Regions from separate parts of the Homo sapiens genome. Here region 1 is linked to region 2. A link is a contact called in ENCODE Hi-C or POLR2A ChIA-PET data. All regions are on one chromosome and are shown on one strand. The core of a region is the stretch at or near the end of the contact, and the rest is flanking DNA. Distances in the headings are between cores, read along the strand shown. Region 1 overlaps ITGB6 (integrin subunit beta 6). Region 2 holds the start of LINC02478 (long intergenic non-protein coding RNA 2478).

What was found. A loop is a pair of places that touch in the nucleus more often than their neighbours do. ChIA-PET counts read pairs that join two places held with the same protein, here RNA polymerase II (POLR2A). Pooled maps may share reads with other maps.
Region 1: a map of endothelial cell of umbilical vein shows a loop between it and region 2 (9-fold over the local background). The contact joins the enhancer-like site here to the promoter of LINC02478 in region 2. A Hi-C loop is called at or near these places in 2 of 168 maps with a recorded cell type or tissue (endothelial cell of umbilical vein and heart right ventricle) and 2 of 50 pooled maps. POLR2A ChIA-PET finds 5 or more read pairs at or near these places in 2 of 52 experiments (Panc1 and activated CD4-positive, alpha-beta T cell).

Annotation. Positions count from the first base shown.
Region 1 is chr2:160,153,029-160,159,435 of GRCh38, forward strand. All of the region lies in intron 7 of ITGB6 (integrin subunit beta 6), which reads right to left. Among named protein-coding and RNA genes, the nearest start is that of ITGB6, 44 kb to the right of the region's middle. Within about 2 kb of position 3,808, at least 2 of the 41 ENCODE cell types and tissues checked have a DNase peak (open chromatin) inside an H3K27ac peak, as active enhancers do; they include endothelial cell of umbilical vein, where a contact is called at or near this core.
Region 2 is chr2:160,268,380-160,275,036 of GRCh38, forward strand. LINC02478 (long intergenic non-protein coding RNA 2478) reads right to left here and starts at 3,516. Exons shown (of 2, transcript NR_103775.1): 1 at 3,341-3,516. It overlaps RBMS1 (RNA binding motif single stranded interacting protein 1), which reads right to left. Exons shown (of 14, transcript NM_016836.4): 14 at 3,772-6,385. RefSeq lists an enhancer at 1,724-2,333.

The sequences.
Region 1 (6,407 bases), core at 2,558-5,057, 120 kb before region 2:
TTCAATGCCATCCCTATTAAGCTACCAATGACTTTCTTCACAGAATTGGAAAAAACTACTTTAAAGTTGATATGGAATCAAAAAAGAGCCCGCACTGCCAAGACAATCTTAAGCAAAAAGAACAAAGCTGGAGAGATCACGCTACCTGACTTCAAACTATGCTACAAGGCTACAGTAACCAAAGCAGCATGGTACTGGTACCAAAACAGAGATATAGACCAATGGAACTGAACAGAGGCCTCAGAAATAACACCACACATCTACAACCATCTGATCTTTGACAAACCTGACAAAAACAAGCAATGGGAAAAGGATTCCCTATTTAATAAATGGTGATGGGAAAACTGGCTAGCCATATGTAGAAAGCTGAAATTGGATCCCTTCCTTACACCTTATACAAAAATTAATTCAAGATAGATTAAAGACTTAAATATTAAACCTAAAACCATAAAAACCCTAGAAGAAAACCTAGGCAATACCATTCAGGACATAGGCATGGGCAAGGACTTCATGACTAAAACACCAAAAGCAATGGCAACAAAAGCCAAAACTGACAAATGGGATCTAATTAAACTAAAGAGCTTCTGCACAGTAAAAGAAACTACCATCAGAGTGAACAGGCAACCTACAGAATGGGAGAAAATTTTTGCAACCTACTCATCTGACAAAGGGCTAATATCCAGAATCTACAAAGAACTCAAACAAATTTACAAGAAAAAAAAACCCATCAACAAGTGGACAAAGGATATGAACAGACACTTCTCAAAAGAAGACATTTATGCAGCCAACAGACACATGAAAAATCGCTCGTCATCACTGGCCATCAGAGAAATGCAAATCAAAACCACAATGAGATACCATCTCACACTAATTAGAATGGTGATCATTAAAAAATCAGGAAACAACAGATGCTGGAGAGGATGTGGAGAAATATGAACACTTTTACACCGTTGGTGGGAGTGTAAATTAGTTAAACCATTGTGGAAGACAGTGTGGTGATTCCCCAAGGATCTAGAACTAGAAGTGCCATTTGACCTAGCAATCCCATTACTGGGTATATACCCAAAGGATTAGAAATCATGCTGCTATAAAGACACATGCACATGTATGTTTATTGTGGCACTATTCACAATAGCAAAGACTTGGACCCAAGCCAAATGTCCATCAATGATAGACTGGATTAAGAAAATGTGGCACATATACACCATGGAATACTATGCAGCCATAAAAAAGGATGAGTTCATGTCCTTTTTAGGGACATGGATGAAGCTGGAACCCATCATTCTCAGCAAACTATCACAAGGACAGAAAACCAAACACTGAATGTTATCACTCATAGGTGGGAATTGAACAATGAGAACTCTTGGACCCAGGAAGGGGAACATCACACAGCAGGGCCTGTTATGGGGTGGGGGGCTGGGGGAGGGATAGCATTAGGAGAAATACCTAATGTAAATGATGAGTTGATGGGTGCAGCACACCAACATGGCACATGTATACCTATGTATCAAACCTGCACTTTGTGCTTATGTACCCTAGAACTTAAAGTATAAAAAGAAAGAGTTGAACACTTATGTCCACACAAAAACGTGTACATAGATGTTTATACCTGCTTTATTCATAATTGGCAAAAGCCAGAAGCAACCAAGATGTCCTTTAGTAGGTGAATAGTTTAAAAAAAAAAAGGCTGTGGTACATTCATCAAATGAAACATGATTCAGAGCTAGAAAGAAATGAGTTATCAAGCTATGAGAAGACGGAGAAAGTTTAAATGCATATTATTAAGTGAAAGAAGCCAATCTGAAAAGGCTACATATGGCAGTTGGTATGGTTTGGATTTGGGTCTCCGCCCAAATCTCATGTTGAATTGTAATCCCCAATGTTGGAGAAGGGGCCTGGTTGGAGGTGAATGGATCATGGGGTGAAGTTTCCCCTTGCTGTTTTCGTGATAGTGAGTGAGGTCTCATGAGATCTGGTTGTTTAAAAGCATGTAGCACAAACCCCTTCTCTCTTCCTCCTTCTCCGCGCCTGCTTTTCCTTCATGTTCTTCCATGACTGTAAGTTTCTCAAGGCCTCCACAGCCATGCTTCCTGTACAGCCTGCAGAACTCTGAGTCAATTAAACCTCTTTTCTTTATAAATTACCCAGTCCCAGGTAGTTCTCTATAGCAATGTGAGAACAGACTAATACAGTAGTATTTTGACCATGTGGCATTCTGGAAAAGGCAAAACTGTGGAGCCAGTAAAAAGATGAGTGGTTGCCAGAGGTTGGGGGCCAGTAAGAGAGGGAGGAATAGGCAGAACACAGAGAAGTTTTAAAGCAGTGAAACTACTCTGTACGATACTACAAAGGTGGATACATAATAATTGTACATAACTCATAAAGTGTACAACACCAAGAGTGAACCCTAATGTAAACTCTGGACTTTGGGTGATAATGATGTATCAATGTAGGTTCATCATTTATGACACATGTACTACCGTGGTGGGAGATGATGATAATGGGGAAGGCTATACATTTATGGAGAGAGTAGGTATATGGGAAATCTCTCTATACCCTCTACTCAATTTGCTGTGAACCTAAAACTGCTTGAAAAATTTGTTTTTAAAAATTAAGAATTTTATTCTCAAAAGATGCCTTTAAGAGTATGAGAAGGAGGCACTCAGTGGGAGGAAAATATCTGTAGTACAAGCATGTAACCAAGGACATGGTGCCAGAATATCTAAACGATTCTACATATCAACAAGAAGAAGACATCTTAATCAAAATGGATATGCAAGTGGCAAATAAGTATGTGAAGTGTTCAACATCAGGAATCTCTAGAGAAATATACATTAAAACCACAATGAGATGCCACTGTGCACTCACTTCACTAGAATGGCTAAAATTACAAAACTGACAATGCTCTCATACACTTGTAGTAGAAGTGTAAATTGGTACAACTATTTTGGAAAACTAGTTAGCAGTATCTACTAAAGCTGAACATAAGCACACTCTGTGATCTAGCAATTCTACTCCTATAGAAATGGGCCAACAGAATGTATGACTATTCCAAGACAAATGCATAGAGAAGGATTCATCATTGTTGTCATCAAGGGGATGCTTCCGGGTAATCAAGATGCCACTTAAATTGCAGAAAGTGCAGGTAATTCTGAAAGGGGCTCAGTTCTGTTGGGTATTTGACCACAAGGAGTCATCAGCTCCTCATGGATTCCTCTACCCGAGGACAAAGCCAAGGGAGGTGTAGACCCAGCAGACTCCTTGGCTCTCACAGGAATCTCATCTGCCTCTTTCTATGCCTCTCCCCTTCCTCAGGAGCTGCAGTTGCCAACTCAGGGGCCTTACAACAGGATTGAGAGGTCCTCACAAGCCTCTTGACATCCCCAAGCACCTCCTGCATCCTCTGAAACCCAAGGCTCTCGAAGAGACCTTGTTATAGCCTCGGGATAGTGGCAGGAATGCATGGGGGAGTGGACCACATTGCTTTTTATCTACTCAGGGTTAGTGGGCTCAGGGAACCCTCAGTTCAGACAAAGCTAAAGGTACCCAAAACCTGCCTCCTACCACCACCAGGAAAAGAATAGCTAGAGCTAACCGTTAGACCTCACAGTTGTTCCCTTTCATTGTTCACAGAAGTTCTATTATTTAGGTACCATCATTATTCCTGTTTTATGGCCATGATCCTGAGGCTCAGAAAGTGTAGTTAACTTTCCTGATGTCATCCAGCCAGGAAGTAGTAGGGCTGAACCCATACACTCATATCCTCTTTCCTTATATTCTCTTTCTAGAGCCAGATTTCTTAACCACATCACTTCTGTTAGGTGCCTGGCAATGGCTATCTTCGACTTGTGATGTCATTCTTGACCTCCAAGGGAGGTTAATGAGTAAGCCTGACTGGGTATGTTCATTTCCTTGGGTTGCCGAAGTCCCACAAACTGGGTGGCTTGCAACAACAGAAATTGTTCTGTTCTGGAGGCTGGAAGTCTGAGCTCCATGCCCACCTCTTTATAGCTTCTGGCAGCAATCCTTGGAGCTCCTTGGCTTGTAGATGCAGCTCTCCAGTCTCTGCGTCCATTGTCACATGATGTTCTCCCTCAAGTGGCGGTGTCTCTGTGTCTCTTCATATAAGGACACCAGTGGTATTCAATTAAGGGTCTGTCCTACTCCAGTATGACCTCCTATTAGGTTAACTTATTATTTCCACAATGACCCTGTTTCCAAATAAGGTCACATTCTGTGGTACTGGGCATTAGATCTTTAACATATTTTTTAAAGGAAGAGGGGGACATGATTCAAACCATAACACTGCACTAGGGTTCTTTTGATTTCTTTAACCTAAAGCCTTAGTTTTAACTGGACAGGTAAGTACCTTGCCCAGTCACAGATGTAATACATGGTAGAAATAGGTGTTGACTGTATAGCCACGGTTCACTCTTCTCCACCAGGCCTCTGCCAGAGAAACTAGTGCAAATGCCAGCAGCAAGTGAGGGTGGGAATCTTATTAGAAATTTAAGATAATAATGCTGTATATATACACATGCCTATGTCTATATATGAACTTACAGATTATAGAACACTTATTATAAGGATTTAGAGATTATAGAGCACTTTTCTACCCAGAGCAAAAAGAAAAGGAGAAAAAGCGTTGTGGCTGTAATGACTTTCAAAGTCAAAGGCTACATTTTGAAAGAAATGTAGGAAGTAGCAAAAGCACAGAGGCAAAAAAAAAAAAAAAAAAAAAATCCTAGGGGAATGTATTGTGCTATTTATCTGGTCAAAGAAAAACAGCTCTTTGCTGGCAAAACCTCGCTTTTATGGAGCCATGTGCTTCTTCCAGAGCTAGGGGCGGACTGGGTTTGCTGAAATGAGTCCTTCTTCAGAAGGCTTTCTTCCCGTGAGGTCTTTCATTCTTGTGGGGTTTTATTCTGCTGGTTCTCACGTTCATTATCAGTAAATGCAGGGCTTCCAGTATTATGCAAAAGTTTACCCCCAGGCTCAACTGTGTTACTAGGACACCCAAGATTCCAAAAAGAACATGTAATTGTTCCTGGCACAAGGGTAGCATGAATGTCTGTCTCTGGGTTGCATGATATCTGCTTTGCCTTCAGGCTTTCGATTGTCAGCATTCCATAGGCAGGCAGGTAGTGATGGGAGTGTGCTAATTAGATCAGGTGCTTGATCTTGAAGTCTGCCCCAGCAATGACTAGGTTGTCGGCATCGGAACTTTTGAGCACTACCTGTCTTTCTCCCAGTCTGCCCAGAATGTAATTATCTTGTCAGCCAAGAAGCTGGAGCACACAGCTGAGCGAGTGCTCGGCAGCAGTAACAGAGTGATAAGGGAAGACAAATGGATCCACCGTGCATGACTGTTCTGAGACAAACAAATGCACAGAGAGGCACTGGAGAATGGAGACTTAGAGAACAAAGAGGCTACATTGAGTATTTTGTTCCTAAGGATACTTCAGATCTTCTCTTAATAAGATTACCTTGCCTTTGGAGAGGAATTGCAGACCTTTGCTGACTAATTCAAGTCCCAAAGCTTTAGAAAGCTCTTTTAAAATAGGAAGTGATGTGGGGTTCAGTAGCAGCCTATGTGCTTTGCAGGCCAAACGGCAGGTAATAAAACTTTGAAGGATGACTAGTAGGAAGAAAATGAAGGGGACGAGAAAATAGCAAGTAGGTGTATGTGCAAGGACTGCAAAAGAGGCTTCAGCTCTTGATATTCGAAGTGTGATTTGTGGACTGACAGCAGCAACATCATCTGGAAACTTGTTAGAAATGCAGATTCTTGGCTGGGCACGGTGGCTCATGCCTGTAATCCCAGCACTTTGGGAGGCTGAGGGGGGTGGATCATGAAGTCAGGAGATCGAGGCCATCCTGGCCAATATGGTGAAACCCCGTCTCTAATAAAAATACAAAAATTAACTGGGTGTGGTGGTGTGCGCCTGTAGTCCCCACTACTCAGGAGGCTGAGGCAGGAGACTCGCTTGAAGCCAGGAGGCAGAGATTGCAGTGAGCTGAGATCGCACCACTACACTCCAGCCTGGGCAATAGAGTGAGACTCCATCTCAAAAAAAAAAAAAAAGAAATGCAGACTCTCAGGCCCCAGCCCAGACCTCTTGAATGACAGTCTGCATTTTAAGAGGTCCCTGTCCCCCAGGTTGATTGGATACACCAGTTAAAAAAGAAAATAAAAAGAAAAAAACCACTGGTGTCTGGGTCTCAGCCCCAGAGATACTAACTCAATTGGATCAGGGTGTAGCCTACACATTGGGTTTGTTAGTAAAGCTCCCTACCTGATTCTAATGAGCACCTAAGTTTGAGAACTGCTGGTGTAGAACAGTCTATCAGAGGGCTTGTAGTGATTTGGAAAATAAAGGCATTAGGTTTTTAAATCTATATACCCA
Region 2 (6,657 bases), core at 2,266-4,765:
CCCCCTCACAGAACTCCCAAAGCTCTTTATTTAGATCTTTTCTTACTTCTCCTTATAATATTGTCACTTATAGACTTGTGTCTCTAAGATTGTCCCTTGAGGACTGGGACCACATCACATCATCTTTGTGTCTGCCAATGCTTGGGGTAGTTATCTTTTAAACACAAAAAAATCAATCAAATGTGCTTAGTTGGAATATGAGCATAGTGACTTGCATAATTTCAGGATAATGTGACAACATTCTTTAAGAATTTTTTTTCTTGATCATAAAATGTTTTCATTGTTGAAAACTGGAAAAATTATTCAGGGAAGTATAAATGAGAAAATACAAACTTTCTATAATCCTCCCACTTGATAAGCATTTTGAAGTACTTTCTCCTTGTTATTTATTTTTAAGACAGTGTATCTCTCTGTCACACAGGCTACAGTGTAGTGGCGTGAACATAACAGCCACTGCAACCTCAAACTCCTGGGCTCAAGCAATCCTGTCTGAGCCTCCCAAGTGGCTAGGACTACAAGTGTGTGCCATCATGCCAGGCTAATTTTTAAAATTTTCTTGTAGAGATGACTCTTGCTATATTGCCCAGGCTGGTCTCAAACTCGTGGCCTCAATCAATCCCCTGGCCTTGGTTCCCAGTGTTGAGATTACAGGCATAAGCCACTGTGCCCAGCCTCTCCTTGGGTTTTATACTTATTTCATAGTTTTGATCATACTGTATCTACAGGTCTGTTCCTAACACTTTTTATTCACGTTATATCCTAAGCATTTTCCATGTCATTAAAATGTCCTCATTTTAAAATGACTTCATATTATCTTGCATGTCTTTAGCGTAACTACTGTCATTTAAAAAATAAAGCAACATAGGGATTTTCACTGGCTACAAGTTCTAAGAATTGTGGTATGTCTGAGAAGTCAAAAAGGAACCGGCAGGGCAGGGGAGACAGGTGAAGTCCCAAGTTCTTCCTCCGGTTTTGGGTTTTATCCTGAGTCAACTGTGGTACATCTGGAAGGTGAGTTGATGATGTGGAGTGACCAGGGCTGACGAGGAAGAGTTAAAGCTGGAAGGAATGCTCAACCCAGAGAAGAGCAGAGCCATGGAGTCACGTTTCCACACTTGAAGTATGACTGACTGACTCTGTGGCATCCCGGTTGGCAGCACTAAGGCCGGTAAGTGGGAATTTCAAAGCCACAATTTGGACTCCTCTGCAAACAAGTTTGAGAGCTGTTCCCTAAAGCTACCTGATGCCCTGTGAGGCAGGCAGTGCCTGGTCCCTGGAGGTGTTCAAGTAGGGCAGGTGGCTTCAAGGATACTAGAGGATAGGAAATCCCTGCAGTCTGGTTTATGGTCTGGGTCCTGTGTGAGCACTGGAATAGCCTACATCAAATCTTAAGTCTCTCAGAGTCGCATAAAACAACCGAATTCTTTAATTCAAAGCCACGTTTTCAATTCTGAGCAGCCCAGAGACCTGCCATCGCTTTCTCGCGCCGAGTCACGTGGTCTGGCAAGGCGCGCGGTTTCCTCCCTAGCCGCCCCCAGCTGCCCTGAACCTTCAAAGTCACATTTCAGTCACTCCCCAGTCTGACCAACAACGCTCACAATGAGGGCGCTGCCAGCACAGGCGACGGCCTGCGCTCCAGTCTTACGAGGAACCCCAAATTCAAGACCCCTGTGACCCAGGCCTGTGTGCCCCGACAGGCTAAACCTCCGCCCAGGGGCTTCCCGATGTCGGCTGCAGCGGGTCTGGGTTTTCGGCCTGCAGAGCTCGCGTCTGACGGCTGAGGAACAAAACACCCTCCCTCTAGCGGCTCAAGCGCACACACCCTCTTGCCTTCCGCAGCCACCGAGCGAGTCACGGGAGACACTCTGGAGCCATTTTGCGGGGCTGGAATTCCTTCGCCCGGCGGAGCTCGGCGCGCACCCGTCAGCTGTGCCGAGGACCCTGCGCCCGGGGGGCCCCGCGGCCACGTGACCCCCATCTGGCTCTCGGCCTGGACTGAGGGGGCTGAGCTCATCGCGTTGCTATTCGAGGGGCAGAGACTGCCTGGCCTTCCTCAAATCCTGAGCTCCCGGCTCTCCTCCCTCCCCCACCTACTTGACATCTCAGGCTTTTTGTGGAAGGGGCAGGGCGATTGAGAGGTCGGTGACCTTTGTCCCAATGGCGCTGGCTCTTTTCCTTTTTGGCTACCCTAATGGAATGAGGATATAATCAGTCATATCTTAACATTCATTGAGCCCCGGCTCAGGCTGGGAGGCACTGCCTTTCTCCTAGTGAATTTTAAATCAGTATTTGTGGGATTTAAGCTCCAGCGGATAAACCTAGAGCCACTGGCCATGAAGGGTGTGGCAGTGGGGTGAAAAACGGGACTCCCGCCTCCACTCCCTGGCTTTCCTCATTCCAGCCACTATAGAGGGGAAAATACGTAGACCACAGAGCAACGGCCACACCCTCTTTCCTCTCCTCCAACCCCAGAATTCCACTTCAGTCTCAGAGCTTTCAGCTAGGTGGGGTTTATCCCCAAACATGCCACAACCCCTCTAGTTATATGGGAGCGGTAACTGTGAACCACCATCGCTGGCTTGATCCTCCCTTTTCCGTGGATTGGTGCTCCTGAGTATGTTTACCGGTTTCAGTACATAACACAGCCAGATAGAGGGCCGCGGACTTCAGCGGCGAGAAGCTACAACAAAAATAGGGTGAACAAAAACGAAGGTGCCCAGGAGCCTGAATTGCATTTCTTTCTTACCTTTGGTCATAGAAAGGAGCACTTAGGTGTTTGGCTGGAACGCAAAGTGAGACCAGAGCTTACATTCTTAGCAGCCTGGGTTTGTCTCGAGAGGCCATGCTTCTCTCCTCCCTGACATTTTGCTCTCAGAAGCACCAGTTAGCATCAGAGGAATGTTGTTTCCTTCTCTGAAACAGCCATCAAGTACCAGCGATTTCTTGGCTCCGGCAAGTTAAGTGCTCTGACCCCTCCCTTATCTAACTCACCCCGCACACCATCCACATGGCAGGGGACGCAGCCAGAAATGGAGCGGACTGCATCTTTTCCTTGCCCACTCTTTTTATCACCATGACAGAGCCACTGGACACCAGGAAATAAATACTGAACCACCACACTAAAACGTTTACTCCACTTTGGGCAGAAGGAGCCTATTTTGCATATTAAGTGCCTCCTATAAAGCAGTCAAGTGAGGGAAAGAGGAGTTCTCGCTCCTCCGTGAATGCTGCACGGGAGCCTCCAGTCGGGAACAGCTGAACAGGTAGCTCTGAAAGAGGACCTTGGTCATAAACGCATAGATAAGATTATCCCGAGGTTCTCGCCCACATGCTTCCTTACCACAGGTGGGAGGGCTGCTGTTAGGCTGTCTTCCTTGCTGAGCATTGACAAGCAATGAAATAGTTGAGGCGTAGCAGCAAGAAAGGAGGAAGAAAAAGGGCCTGGTTTTTTGGTCTTTAAGAACAGACCACTAGTGGTGTATTTTGGGCTGGATATTTGCTGAGCCGACCGTTGACGTGCTGAGCTGACGGTTGACGTGCTGAGCTGAGGGTTGACGTCTCTGGTCATTACACAGATTTAAATAACCAGCAAAAGTGGGGTGGAAAGGTTTTTCCAATTGTTTTCAAGGAAATGTATTTTGAGGATATATTGAATCTGACATAACTTTCAACTCACTTTCAAACCAATCTACTGAGCTGAAGAAAGAGATCAGAAATGAAATGAAATTCTGATATACACTTAATCGACTTAAAAAAAATTGACAGGAAAAATAAAATTTCAGATGTTTTTTATTCAAAGGTTCTCAAAAGAAATAAAACAGAAAAGCTAACAATCTGATCAAATGTACAGTTCAAAAATGTCTTTTGGCGTTTAACAACAAGTCCTAGGAAAGAAAACTACAGAGTTATCTTGAACCGGACAAATAAGTTACCACTGGCAAGTCTGTGGCACTAGTAAAACAAAAATAAAAAATTAACTCTCTTGATCATATAGATATCTCTATGAAAATCTTTTTTTTTCAATCTGTACAAAAGGTCTTTCTTCATAAATTAATTTTTTTATAATTTAATGGCTGTCTACTATGTGATGTTTAACTGATTTTTTTTTTTTTATGTACAGAGGTTATGTTTCCCAAATCTTACCCAGACGAGTATGGCACTTAGTTCAGACATTTCTAGCAGCAGATTTCCCCTCCCCTCTAACCGAGCTATCAAATTTCTGTCTTAACTAATGCAAAAATATCAAGTAGTGAGAGACCCAGGTTTATAACTGTACTAGGTACACAGAGGGTGCTGCGTTCAGTCTGGACTTTCACAAAGCAGTAATATTCCAGGGAGCATAGAACCAATAATACCACAACTTTAAAAAAATGAAACAAAAACAAAAACAAAAACACATTTCTCTTATGACTATGTAATTTTCACTAGAATCTACACTTCTCAGAGCAGCAAGGACTTTTGAAACTATGAAATGTCACTGACATCTATCATCAAATACAAGCATAAAATTTAAGAACTAAAAAATACTTGAAAGAAATAACTGCTTAGCCCTAGCTCCTGAGCTAGGAGGATTTGGTCTGTGGAAACAGGGAGGGCCAGCAACCTGTCCCAGCACAAAAGAAAATAGACTCTGAGGTAGATAACTGATCATACACAGCTGACCAGACAAGTACACAGTTTTGGAAGACAACTTAATTTACCATTGCTTTTAAAACATATGCAATTGCCTTAATAAAAGAGCTTTAATAACAGTGAATTATCTTATATGTACTAAAGTAGAAATAACTGTGTATTTATGAATCAGGAATTTCATAGTTTCAAAATTGGTTTTCTTTACACTTGAACACTTGTAGTGATGATGTAAAGTGTGGCACTGCTTGGATCCAAATCTTCCTTCATGCTTTTTTGTTTGTGTGTGTCCATACATCAATTAAAATTATAAAACCTAAATGCAAAGGTACAAAAAAGGCACATTCTCCTAACCGCAAACTGGTCCGGCAAAAATAAAGAGCACAGAAGATGTGATGCTGAGACAAGTTGGAGCTACTGGTTACTGGCTCTTCGGTCTTTGGTGAAGTTACCTTTAAAAGTGCCAAGTCATTTTTATTTTTCAAATTTACCTAATAGAGAGAGAGAGAGAGAGCTAGTAGCCAATCGTTTTGCTTCTATTCGTTATCTCAGCTTATGTTTGAAGATAAATCCTTACTTTTAGCTTTTGCCACTTTGTTGCAATAGCAACATTTTTCGGTTTGCCAGATTTCAGGCATAATTCTCATTCTAAAGCACTATCATTAGTATAAAGGAAGGACAAAACATTCAGTGACTCCCCTCCCCCACCCCCATCCCCAACCCCAACACTACCTACACTAAATCTAGTACATCAAGTTAGCTTTTTTTTTTTCCTGAAAAAAGGCAAAAAAGACTTTACATTGCATCATACAGCAGATATCCTAAATCAGTCAAACTATCAGAGGAAACTGTTGGCGTACAGCCTTACAAACAATTTACCCTAATAAAAGTTCCCCAGTCAGAAAATGTGTTTCACACAAAACATTTTTCCCTTCTTGCATTTCACTACCTTACACATTATGTGAAAAATCATTAAAAACACCTACTACATATTTAAAAAAGCCAAAATTTCAGCAACTTTTATTGACTACCTTTTAAAAGCCCTATGCTGCTGTTTTACAAGGCATAATAGACCAGCTCATTTGGTCAAAGCATTCTACATCATTAGTTTGAACTAACTTTTACTGAAACAGCTACAGCATCAAAAGAGTTAAGGCAAATTGGAATTCATAGAAAAGGATAAGACACTTCACACTACGTTGAAAGAAAGACAGAAAGCTAAGAAAAGAGACACTGACGGCAACACTGAATTACAGCAACACTCGCACTGCAAGCACAGAACACCATGGGTGAAGTCGGACTATTTAAACTTCAGAAAGCCCATTTCATACAGCTGGAAAAAAAAAACACAAATTAAACACAAAATGAACAAAACCACAAAAATCCGGTCATGCACTTGGATAAGTCTTCATGGTCTTTGTGCATACCCAGAAAATTGAAGTTTTCTTTTCTTTTTTTTTTTCTTTTTCTTTTTTTGCATCATAACATTTGATAAAAATCTTTTGTTTTTGTTTTTTGTTTTTTTTTTTTTACTAAAATAAACCTGTTCGGGGGAACAGCTACTAGATGAATTTAAGGGTTTTATGCACCTTATAGAACTTATAGCAAAAATAGTTTTAGTTGATTTCATTATAAATAACGTTTTCAAGAACCTGTGCAAAACTGTCAATAATTTCCTAAAGCACAATTGATCAGAAAAATCCATGATTGTTCAGCCTTCACACCCTTCTTCATGTAAGAACACCTTTCTGTACATCTGGAAGAGAAAAATAAAAGACAAATGCTTTTGTAGATTTGGTGTGAAACACTACAGAGCTTTGTAATCTGTTTCTTGTTTTAAAGAGATATGTGTTTGAAAAAGGTTATGCTCATCACTGATGGTAGACTGATAAATGCAGACTCTGGAACTGATGGTTACTTTCAATGCCTGTCACATCCAGGACTTGCAAAATACTTTCTTTTCTAATTTAGAGCCAAATTCATTTGGGTCTCTAAAGAGTGACTTTATGAAATCAAAAATACATGTTA